Linked DNA regions of Homo sapiens: region 1 is linked to region 2. The links are chromatin loops, found by intact Hi-C in ENCODE. Cell type or tissue: endothelial cell of umbilical vein. All regions are shown on one strand. Each heading gives the region's core, and the rest is flanking DNA. Links, peaks and the distances in the headings are about the cores only.

Region 1 (5,388 bases), core at 112-5,111, 590 kb before region 2:
TATTTTGATTGTAGTGGTGTTATACTACTCCGTATTTATCAAAACACACGGAACTTGATACCAAAAACACACAATTTATTGCATCCATATTAAAAAATAAATCTGAATAAGGTAGCAATAAAATATTCTAAGTTCAAAAACAATTTTAGTTGATATTTCATACTTCTTGGACTCCTTGAGAAGTTTGGAGATGAAAAAGCAAACAAAACAAAAGTAAAATACAAAAATCTTTTTCCTCGACCTTAAATTTCACAATCTAATGAACAAGATAAACTTGAAGGGAAAAATATAAAAAGCTTTATGTTGAGATAAAAATATAAAAAGCTACCTCTAGAAGAGGTAGCACAATCTCAACATAAAGGTATGCACAATCTAAAGTACGTGAAAGATCAATTATTACTGGAATAGGTGTTCCCTTCCGGGTCAATTTTACCTAACATACATTCTTATAGTGGTTAACTTTTGCTGCTAAAACAAAACCAGCTCCCCAAAAGTAAAAGCAGCTGGGGTTCCCATGGCTGCCTCAATGGCTCTCCATCCTAAGGTACAGCGTGAGGCTAGGGGTGCTGTAGCCCCTCTCCTCTTCCACTTCATTATCCGAACCACTGTTATTCAGCAAGGTGTGGCCTCTAACCCTGCCATTCTGTCTCTTTTCCCTATAGCTGTACTGATTCCACAGTGGATAAGACATTCTCCTCTCAAGAACTCATGGTTTTGGGGTGTGTCAGTGGGATATCAAGTAAAGTGAACAGCTTTTGGAGACCACAAAAGGGGCAAGGTTTATTTCTTTATCTATGATGGATATATAGATTTGATAGTTTTTAAAAATGGCTAAACTGAACTACTCGTGAGCTTTTTTTTCCATTTTTCCCATCCCCTGGGAGCCCACTGAGCAGCTCCCTCCCTGCCTTATCTCACCAGCTATAATAATGAGCTCCAGGGGGACCTTGCTACTGCCTTTGAAGTAACACATTTCTCTGAATGTCTTTGAAATTTCTCTTCGTACATTGTTTGTTTCTGGTTTACTCTGTCTTCTTGTAGAGGGGGGTCTGACAGTTGTTGCAGGGAGGGGGAGGTCCAGGATGACAGCTCAGGAATGTGTAAATTGAACAAAACAAAAACACAAACAAAACAAAATAAGAAAGAAAGAGAGGAAGAAAAAAAAGACTTCCCCACCCACTGCCAGAGCAGGAATGTAAGCACTTTCACTGGAGTTGCTGAAGCATCTTGCAGGCTGCAGGCAGAGAATGACAGCCAAGGACAGATGCAGCTGGGATGCCTGAAGCTGTCACAGAGGAAGTGGCCTGCTGGAGACAGGTTCTAGGGAGAGCAGAGGGACAAGCCCAGGGGAGGAGCAGAGAGGCAGAGCAGGAGAGGGACTCTGCCCTCTACTCCACTCCCCAGGATTTTAAAAGCATAAGAATCCTGAGGCTGAAATAGTTTAGGCTCCCCACATGCCAAGCAGAGAATACACAGCACATCTGTTTTGATGTGTATACTTTCTACATGGAAAGACCTAAAAAAATTTTTGAAAGTTCAGGAGAGGGGAGATTAGATTTAGCATTCAGGAGACCCAAAAGGTTATAAAATGCAGGAAGAAACCTGGTAGAACCTTGATTTAGCCATCTACTAACACTCAGGATGAAAGAATTAAATTTCACTCTACGGGGAATTAATCAGCCACTATCTCCAGTTGATTAGATTGCAACTTGATGGTGCAGTAGTGGGAATATAAAGAAAACCAGATTGCATTGGCTCTTGAAACATGAAGAGGGCAATCCCCTCCCCGGAAATCCAGTGTGTAATAAAAAAAACAGACTGACAAAGTCAGCGCAATGTTATTTGGCTTTATTTTCATAAAAATACTTGTCTGAGGAGACCATTAGATTTGGAAATGAGGGTTAGAGGTCAGGGGCCCTCAGGGAAACTTGTGATGCTCTAGCAGAGTAGCAGAAGGCAGAGTGCAACTTCCCCAGTTGAAAGGACACTGGGAGTTTTTACTTCTGCTTTTCTGGGCTCCTTCGGAACATTTGCCTGTGCTTTTATAATTACATCTCTGACTCATATCTGAACTTGGATTCCTGACTTCCCTCATCCTTGCCCTACACACTTAATTAAATTGTATAATCATCCTTGACTCTTCTAACTTCTCCTTCTTGCCCTTCTGACCCAGTCAGTCTCCAAGTCTTTATTTTTCTTTTGTGAGGTTTTTTTTTTTTGTTTTTTGTTTTTTGTTTTTGCTATCACTTCAAGTCCCTATCACCACCTATTTAAACTCTGTCAACACCCTTTAAATGTTCTCTCCCTAGCTCCCTCCTACCATTTACCCCTCCTCAATGTAGCTGGGGGAGCATTTTCAGTTGTGTTCTTTTGCCTCCCCCTCCCCATCTGAAGGTCAGGTCCATGTTTACACCCTTCTTTTTATTAGACCAGGGATCATGGATTACAGCTGAGAATTTCTAAAGTCTCATTAGGGTGGAGACCAGAGAACAAAAACAGATTTTTTTTAGCTCACATGGAATATTCACAAAAATTAAATTTGTAACAATTACAGAGAGAAAGGCTCAAACAATTCCAATGAATCAACATCAGAATATGTTCCCTAACTCTACTGAAATAAAGTTAGAAAAACAATAATTTTAAAAAGAGCCAAAAATGTTACCTAGTCCTGAAACTAAAAAGCCTGCTATTAAATTACCCTTGGGCTTAAGCAGAAATCATAAGAGAAATTATAAGATACTTAGAATTGAATGACAACAATATCTCTGCATATAAAATCATGCAGGGCACAACTAAAGCAGAAATCAGAGGAAAATGTATAACTTTAAATACACTGACCAGAAAGTATAAAGACATTGAAATAAAATGAGCCATGAATTCTATTAGATTCATTGAAAGAGAAGAACAGACCAAACTGAAATAAAGAGATAATTATTAATAAAGTAGGCAGAAATCAAGAAACATTGAACAAAAATACAGTAATGAGTATGATTAAAAGCTAAAGCTACTTTGTTTAGGACTAAACAAATATCCAATAAGAGTGAGGAAAGAAAAAAGACAATATTTTCTTTCTTTTCTTTTTTTTTTTTTTTTTTTGAGACAAGGTATCACTTTGTTGCCCAGGCTGAAGTGCAATGGCATGATCTCAGCTCACTGCAACCTCCGCCTCCTGGGTTCGAGCGATTCTTGTGTTTCAGCCTCCAGAGTAGCTGGGATTACAAGTATGCACCACAACATCTGGTTAATTTTTGTATTTTTTGGTAGAGATGGGGGGGTTTCACCATATTGACCAGGCTGGTCTCGAACTCCTGACCTCAAGTGATCCACCCACTTCAGCCTCCCAAAGTCCTGTGATAACAGGCATAAGCCACTGCGCCTGGCCCCTGACAATATTTTCAATTATATGAAATACAAAATGAAAATTTAGACATAGCCAGAAATAGCACAGCAATTAAGAAAAGAAAAAAAAATACTACAACCAACTATTCACTAATACGTGTGAAAACACAGATGAGCTATCTATCTGAAAAAATATATAAATTACCGTGGCTGATTATTCTTTCTATAAACATTCACAACTGCTTCCAGAAGCTTGCCACTCCTCCATGGAAGCAAAGTCTATTTCCACTCCTTTGAACCTGGGCAGGTATGTGCCTGATCTGAAGAGTAGAATGTGGCTATAGATAGCTATGGGAATTCCCATGCTGGGTCTTTCTCTTGCTCTGAGAAAACCACCATCATGTTGGAAGTCAAACTAGCTGATTTAGGAAGAATACATGGAAAAACCAGATGGAGAGGCCCGCAGGGAAAAGAACAGAGGCCTTAGCTGAAAGCTGGCATCTATAGTCAAATATGTGAATAAACGAGCCTTTGGCTAATTTCAGCCCCTAGTCTTCAATTCTTCCAGCTAAGGAGCATCATCATTCAGGGACAAGCCATCCCACCATAATCCTGTCTGAACTCTTTACCCACGGAATCTTTGAGGGAAAAATAATTATTTTTCACCCCTGTTTGGGGGTAATTGGTTACACGGCTATAGTAATTGGAACAATTGCCAAACCTGGCACAAAATTAGAAAATAGAGTTGATCAATAACCATTCAAAAACTTCAAGTGACAATTGAAAGCAACTTGCTACCTCCAAGCAAATCCCAGAGCCAGAGAATTTTACAAGAAAATAAAAACTTGGAACAAAACCTTATTCTTGTCCTACACAATTGTTCAAAGATATAGAAAACAAAACAAAATTCTAGCTCTAAAGATTTTAAAACTAGGGTAAGGTGTGGTTGCTCACGCCTAATCCCAGCACTTTGGGAGGCCGAGGTGAGCAGATCACTTGAGGTCAGGAGTTCGAGACCTGCCTGGCCAACATGGCAAAACCTGGTCTCTACTAAAAATACAAAAATTAGCTGGGCATAGTGGCTCATGCCTGTAATCCCAGCTACTCAGGAGGCTGAGGCAGGAGAATCACTTGAACCCGGGAGGCAGAGGTTGCAGTCAGCCAAGGTCATGCCACTGTGACACTGCACTCCATCCTGGGCGACACAGTAAGACTCTATCTCAGAAAAAAAAAAAAAAAAGTAAAGGCAGTACAAAATATTAACAATTTCACTTAAGAGCATAGATGAGCAAATCCTAAATAATAGTTATCTGACAAAATTGGAGAGACTGCTAAGAAAATAAATTCATCAAGCAATATTGATCCTGAGACAGAAACGATTGTTTAACCTCAGAACATCCATCAACATAAGGCATCCTATTAGTGGCCTAAAGGAGGAAACAAAGAGTCATATATATTTTTTCAATAAATGTAGAAAAATGACTTTTGATTTAGTTTAATACACACTTATAAGCAAAACTAAACAAACCAAAAATCTCTCAAATATTTGGACTACTAAGGCACTTCTAGAACTTTATAAAGAGTATATGCCAAATCTATAGTAAATATTCTGCTAAAAGAAAATTCATTGTATGCATTTTCTCAGAGATCTGGAAAAAAGATAAATATGCCCATTAACCCTGTCCATGTTTGATATAGTACTAGAACTGCTAGCAAATACAAAAGCACATGAAAAAAAAAAAAGTGAGAAAAGTGAGAAAAAAATAGCACAAACCTGTAAGTATTTGCAAATGTATGCTCATTTACATAGGACAATCAACAGATTTTTTACATAAACCAGAACTCAAAATAAACTTCTGAAATACTGATGAGTAAGATCAACTTGCACATCCTAATAGCATTCATCTAAACCACTAATAGCCAATTTAGAAATATAATAGAAATTAAGAACCCCTCATAATAACCATAAAAGAAAGTACCTAAAAATTATCTTGATCAAAAGGGCACAAAGTATTCACAAAGAGAAATTTTAAACTCTATTATATGTCA
Region 2 (5,388 bases), core at 57-5,056:
AGTTAAAAGCATGCAGGTATGTCTTCATTTGAAAAATAAATAGTATGTTCCTAATTCATTTATAATTGAACTAGTTTTTATTTGAGAGTCATCAGGTGTGGTTCCTACAGTTAGTAGGAAAGACTTGAGTCTACTTTACCGACATATTCAGGATTTAATCCACAGCATAGATTCTTGTAGTGACAAGAACTGTTCCAGAGCCTAGAGGAATCTCTTCACTGCTCATGAGTTAACATTCACACACTATAGAGAACCAAAGAGCCTAAGATAACTGCTTGAACATGTCCAAATTTCTCATTTTCCAGTGGGGAAAGAGACCCCTGAAACCATTTAACCAAATTAAGTCAGGGCCAAAACCATCTTTGTCTACATCAGTAATTCTCAAAGGTTGTATCAGAAACATGGGAAGAGCTTGTTAAAATAGATTGCTGTGCTCTACCCTAGAATTTCTGATTCAGTAGATAAGGGGTGTGGTCTGAGAATTTGCAAGTTCTCAGTTGATGCTGATGTTTTTGGCCTAGGAATCATACATTGAAAATCACTGCTGTATATTACATTGCCTCTCAACCATGCAGAAACAGAATGTTCACTAATTTTTAATATTCATATTAAGTATTGTACTTGCTATTTGTTAGGGGAAAAACAATTTTGAAAAACTGTCCAGTGTAGTGACTCTGATGAAATTTCAAAAAAAAAAAAAAACAAAGAAAACTGGATTATATATAAAGTTTTATTATCATCATCTCTCCTTTTCCCAGCCCACTCACTTGTCATTATTTTAAGAAAATTATTTCTTCTACGTACTTACTGGCATGTTTTTAGCTCCATTTTGGGTTGTAAGGAATATATTCAATGATAAATGAAACTAAACTAAAAGTCATTGTTGCTCTCTTTAAAAGAAGATGGTTTTTATTAAAAAGGAACAGTTTTATTGAAAATATTAGTGTGAACTTTTCCACAGTATTTTGCATGAAAAGGAAATGGTGTTTAAAACAAGTATTTTTTGGAAAATTAAAAGGCTTTGATGGGGGATGAGGAAAAAAGAAAAGGAAAGGAAGACAGCTTGTGTTTTGAGCACCTACTGTGTGTTTGGCACCAGAGAGGCGCCTCCATATAATTTCAAATGAATATTCAATCAATCTGCATGTTCCTGGTGCAGCTTCTTGCATTTTTCTTTTTGTGCTAAAGGACAGTTTATACCCTCTACCATGCCCCCTCCCCATATGCATTCGTAGTTACACCCTTATCAATGACACTGATACAATATGTATAATCTGTATACTATGTCAATTACTTTTTATAGTAAGCCTTTGTTCATGTGATAGATATAAGATTTTTTAGAAGCTGGAAGCCATCATTCTCAGCAAACTAACACAGGATCAGAAAACCAAACACCGCGTGTTCTCACTCATAAGTGGGAGTTGAACCATGAGAACACATGGACACGAGGAGGGGAACATCACATACCGGGGCCTGTCAGGGGGGTTGGGGGCAAAAGGAGGGAGAGCATTAGGACAAATACCTAATACATGTGGGGCTCAAAACCTAGCTGGCAGGTTGATAGGTGCAGCAAATGACCGTGGTACATGTATACCTATGTAACAAACTTGCGCGTTCTGCACATGTATCCCAGAACTTTAAAAAAAAAGATTGACAATCCTAAAAAAAAAAAGATGTTTACAGTTAAGTGTTCAAAAATAGGCAATTCACTCTAGGTCACATTGCTATTGAATGCTATTGAATGGTAAAGGTGGAACTGTAACACAAATTTGCTTGATTCTAAATTTACTGAGGGAACTAAAAAAGATTTTGTTTTTCCTTTTATGCTGGACACTACACATGAGACTTTACTTACAAAAAATTAATACATAAATACAGAACATAGATCAAAGAAAAGGTCTGGGACATGCAGCTCTGAAGTGTATTTCTTCCTTCTTCTCTCTCTCTCACCACAGTCCTTCACTCTTTCTGTATGGCCCTAAGATTTGACTTGCTAGGACAGAGGCAGGAGAGGGGCAAAATAAAAGTTCAGGAGGGGAGGGGTGTGTCCTTGCTTGCTGCCCTGCAAATCCCCTAAGAGTGGTTTCTGGGCACTGCCACAGCCTCTAGAGAGCTGGTTGTAGTCCCAGATGCATTTCTCTGAATATCATGAGTTTCCTTTTCATTCTTTGAGTGGGTCAGCACAAAGAAAAGCAAACAAACCTAAATTACTCTTATTAAATGGCAGGCTGCCAAAAATCTGAGAAAGCACACAGCAACACAATATCTGAAGTCTAAAGGGAGAATTCCAAGCCAAGATTAGCATCTCACCCGGCTATCCAGCCAATCAGCCTCAGGGTTTCCACTCTCAGACACGTGACCATTTTACTGGGACATTCAGAAGTCATCTTGCAGATGTTCCAGGTGCAGATTGAAAGCAGTTGCTTGTATTTCTATTTTGGTGCTTAAGGGCAGTTTATACAGTTTGTACTATTCCCTCTTCCCCACTGCCATCCCCATATGTAGACATAGAGACCTGAACCTGTATAACATGCAATATTAATAAAAGAGTATCCTTCCCTGAGGAACTTGGTGCATTTGTTTTCTCCTTGTTTTTGCAAGGAAAACTAATGCAGGGGAGAAAAAAATTCAATATCAGAAATAGCACGTAGGCACCCACGAGAAGAAACCTGCTCAGGTGTTTGACATAAGAGCTCTTTCGAGAAGCAGTGTCTGATCGTGGAGTGGCATTTCCTCTTGATTCTTATGGAGTCTGGTATAACTTTGCTGTTGGCTACTGAATTGAGTTCTAAATTGAATTAATTTACTTTTGACACTGCCAGCACGGCACAGCGTGAGATGAAGCAGATGCTGCGTTAAGTGTAACATTATGAGTTCCTGGGTCTAATATCTTCTAAATAAGGAATGTTGCTGTGGATATAAAGGAAATTTTATTTGCGTTTGCTCAGAACTTATGCAGGCCAAAACTAGGTTCAGAATTTATTAAGTTAAATGATGGACTGAAGAGAAACCTAGTTAGGGTTATGCGAATATTACCCGGAACTTTTACATCTGTAAGTTCAAAGTAGTATAGATCTGAAAAGATGTGGACTAGAGGAGGAAGGGCCCAGTGATTCCATCATGCTTATAACTGGCATAAGTGACCATAAACCACAAGGAGTAGGATAACAGCTGAGAGCCAATCAGCTTGGCACTGAAGACTGACAGATTGGCCAGATGGCAAACCTCATTCAAGTGGATGTCATATTTTGATTGGGATTATCTCTCAATACCCTCAATAACTGTTTAAATTCTATAACAGAGACAAATCATTGCAGTATACCTACATTTGCCTTTCCCCTTCCAGAAATTATATAATAAATCTCTCAGGCAGAAGCATTTTATTTATTGTCAGTAGAGAGTTTATAATCTATGGTCAAAGTAGCATAGTAATGCTTAAAAACTATCTTCCAGATGAGAATTCTAGCACATTAGCTTATGAAATCTTTTTATTTGTTATCTACAATTGTCATTCTATAAATTGTTATCACCTTTCTCCTTAGATTGCAATTATAGGTCATGGTTTTGTCTTTTATTTTTCTCATGGTCTTTTAGAAACTAAATTTTCACTACATTTTACTGTGTCAATTGAATTAAGTCTATAAATTCAGCAAACAAGATATGAGTGAATAGCTACCATATGCTAGGGGATGGGAATGTAAAGAAAAAGAAACACATTTATTGGTCATTATTCAACTTGAACTCTTAGTTTCAAGACCAAAATTAGTCATCCTATCCTTAGTCCAACTCTAACTATTATGTTTCATTTGCTGTTATTTTTGAAGCAATGCTGTCTCTAAAGTTAGACTAGTCTCCTCACTCCCCTCAAAGAACACTGTTAATTATTTAATTCTCCTCTCCTGCTCTGCCTTGAACACCTGCTCCTACCTATGTGTTTCAGTCAGGGTGGACTAGGTTATCTTATAGTAATGAATGACTCCCAAATATCAATGTCTTTACCACAACAAAGGTTTATTTCTTCTCTTGCTACAAGCCTACTATGGGTTGGCTCTGGTTCTGTTTCACAGTGAATCCTTTATCTGAACACTGCCAGTTGTGTGGAAGAAGGAAAATAACCATAACTAAGCAAACACTGATCCTCTAGGTTCTTTCCTGGAAATGGCACACCTTCCATTGGCCCGGAGCCAAACATGTGGCCAAGCCTCAAGCCAATAGGCTAGTGAAATATAATCTTCTCCAGGGAAGGGTAGTGAATATTTGATGTCCACAATACAGTCTATTCCTCTAAACCAGTCTTACTCATCTGGCAGCTCTCAGCCCAAGGTCCCCTATTACATTTTCTCATTGCAGTTCTTACTAACTTTTCTAATGTTCTTCATCAAGGTTTATCTATATTACACATACAAGCATTTATATGTAATATAGTATCTTGCAATATTTTAAAATACTTCATTTTTTTCTGTGCATTTGTCTTTTCTACTCAGCTGGAAGTTATTTGAAACCAGAAACCATGTTTGAAATTTTTTTCTGGCACATACACGGTTTACAGAACTCACAGACAGTTGTATATTTCAGGGACTTTAGTAGCCTTAAGTATTCTCTGTTGATTGGCCCCCAAAATAAATCATCCTATGCATGTGCTGGTTTTCAATCAAAGCAAGTAAAAACAAGGCCCTGCCCTCTGCAAGGACATTAAAACTGGGTACTTGTAATATAACTTCCTTTTAGAACACACATGAAAACCATGTTAGATATAGTATTACCACAAAACATACAAAAATGTATTTGATATTATATAGAAAAGTAAAGGTTGTCATCATTTTTAGAAACAGAATGTTTAGGTCACTTTTCGAGACTACATTAAGATAAGCTAGGAAAAATACAAAGTAATCCAAACGATCTAGCTAAAGATTAGGCTGAAGATACCTCATTAAAATGACTAAAGAAATAACAGATTTAGCCTACATCTAATGTTAGAGAAAAATTCTCCATGCACATGTGTCTTACATTAGATCCAATGTTGTATTTGTCAAAATATTCTATTTTCTGCGATGTTCCTGCTTATAATTATAGAGGAACCAGATGCATGACCTTGTATAACATTTACTTTGTAACAAGTGCTTGGAGGATAAATAAAATAATTTGTTTGGCAGTTGTGGTATTGAAGGGGGAATACAGTAGAATCTAATATAGACGTGTTAACCATGTATGATTCAGAGAGGATGTACAATTCGGAAATGCAAACATCAGCAGGCAGATATGTAACAACATCAGGATTATAAGAAGCCACTTAATAACAACTAACCAAGTACATCACATGTATTTAGCTCCTTGAAATCATTTCATTAGTCTGAAAATTAAGCATATGCTGCTTCTGAGGGGAGGAAC

Evidence for each region. Hi-C counts contacts between places; a loop is a spot of excess contacts. Peaks named below come from ENCODE experiments on the same cell type or tissue, not always from the same donor. Only the 100,000 strongest peaks of a DNase experiment are listed, where the experiment ranks them.
Region 1: it touches region 2 in a loop (2.0-fold over the local background); 1 of 110 quality-filtered maps calls a loop at or near these places.

What each region holds. Positions count from the first base shown.
Region 1 is chr3:117,034,643-117,040,030 of GRCh38, forward strand. All of the region lies in intron 1 of LOC124909415 (a long non-coding RNA gene), which reads right to left. Among named protein-coding and RNA genes, the nearest start is that of LINC00901, 120 kb to the left of the region's middle. In endothelial cell of umbilical vein, for the core only: no CTCF peak of the experiment used is centred there; a DNase peak (open chromatin) is centred at 1,989; H3K27ac peaks cover 479 bases.
Region 2 is chr3:117,626,868-117,632,255 of GRCh38, forward strand. No RefSeq gene overlaps it. Among named protein-coding and RNA genes, the nearest start is that of LINC02024, 61 kb to the right of the region's middle. RefSeq lists an enhancer at 1-202. In endothelial cell of umbilical vein, for the core only: no CTCF peak of the experiment used is centred there; a DNase peak (open chromatin) is centred at 2,284; H3K27ac peaks cover 593 bases.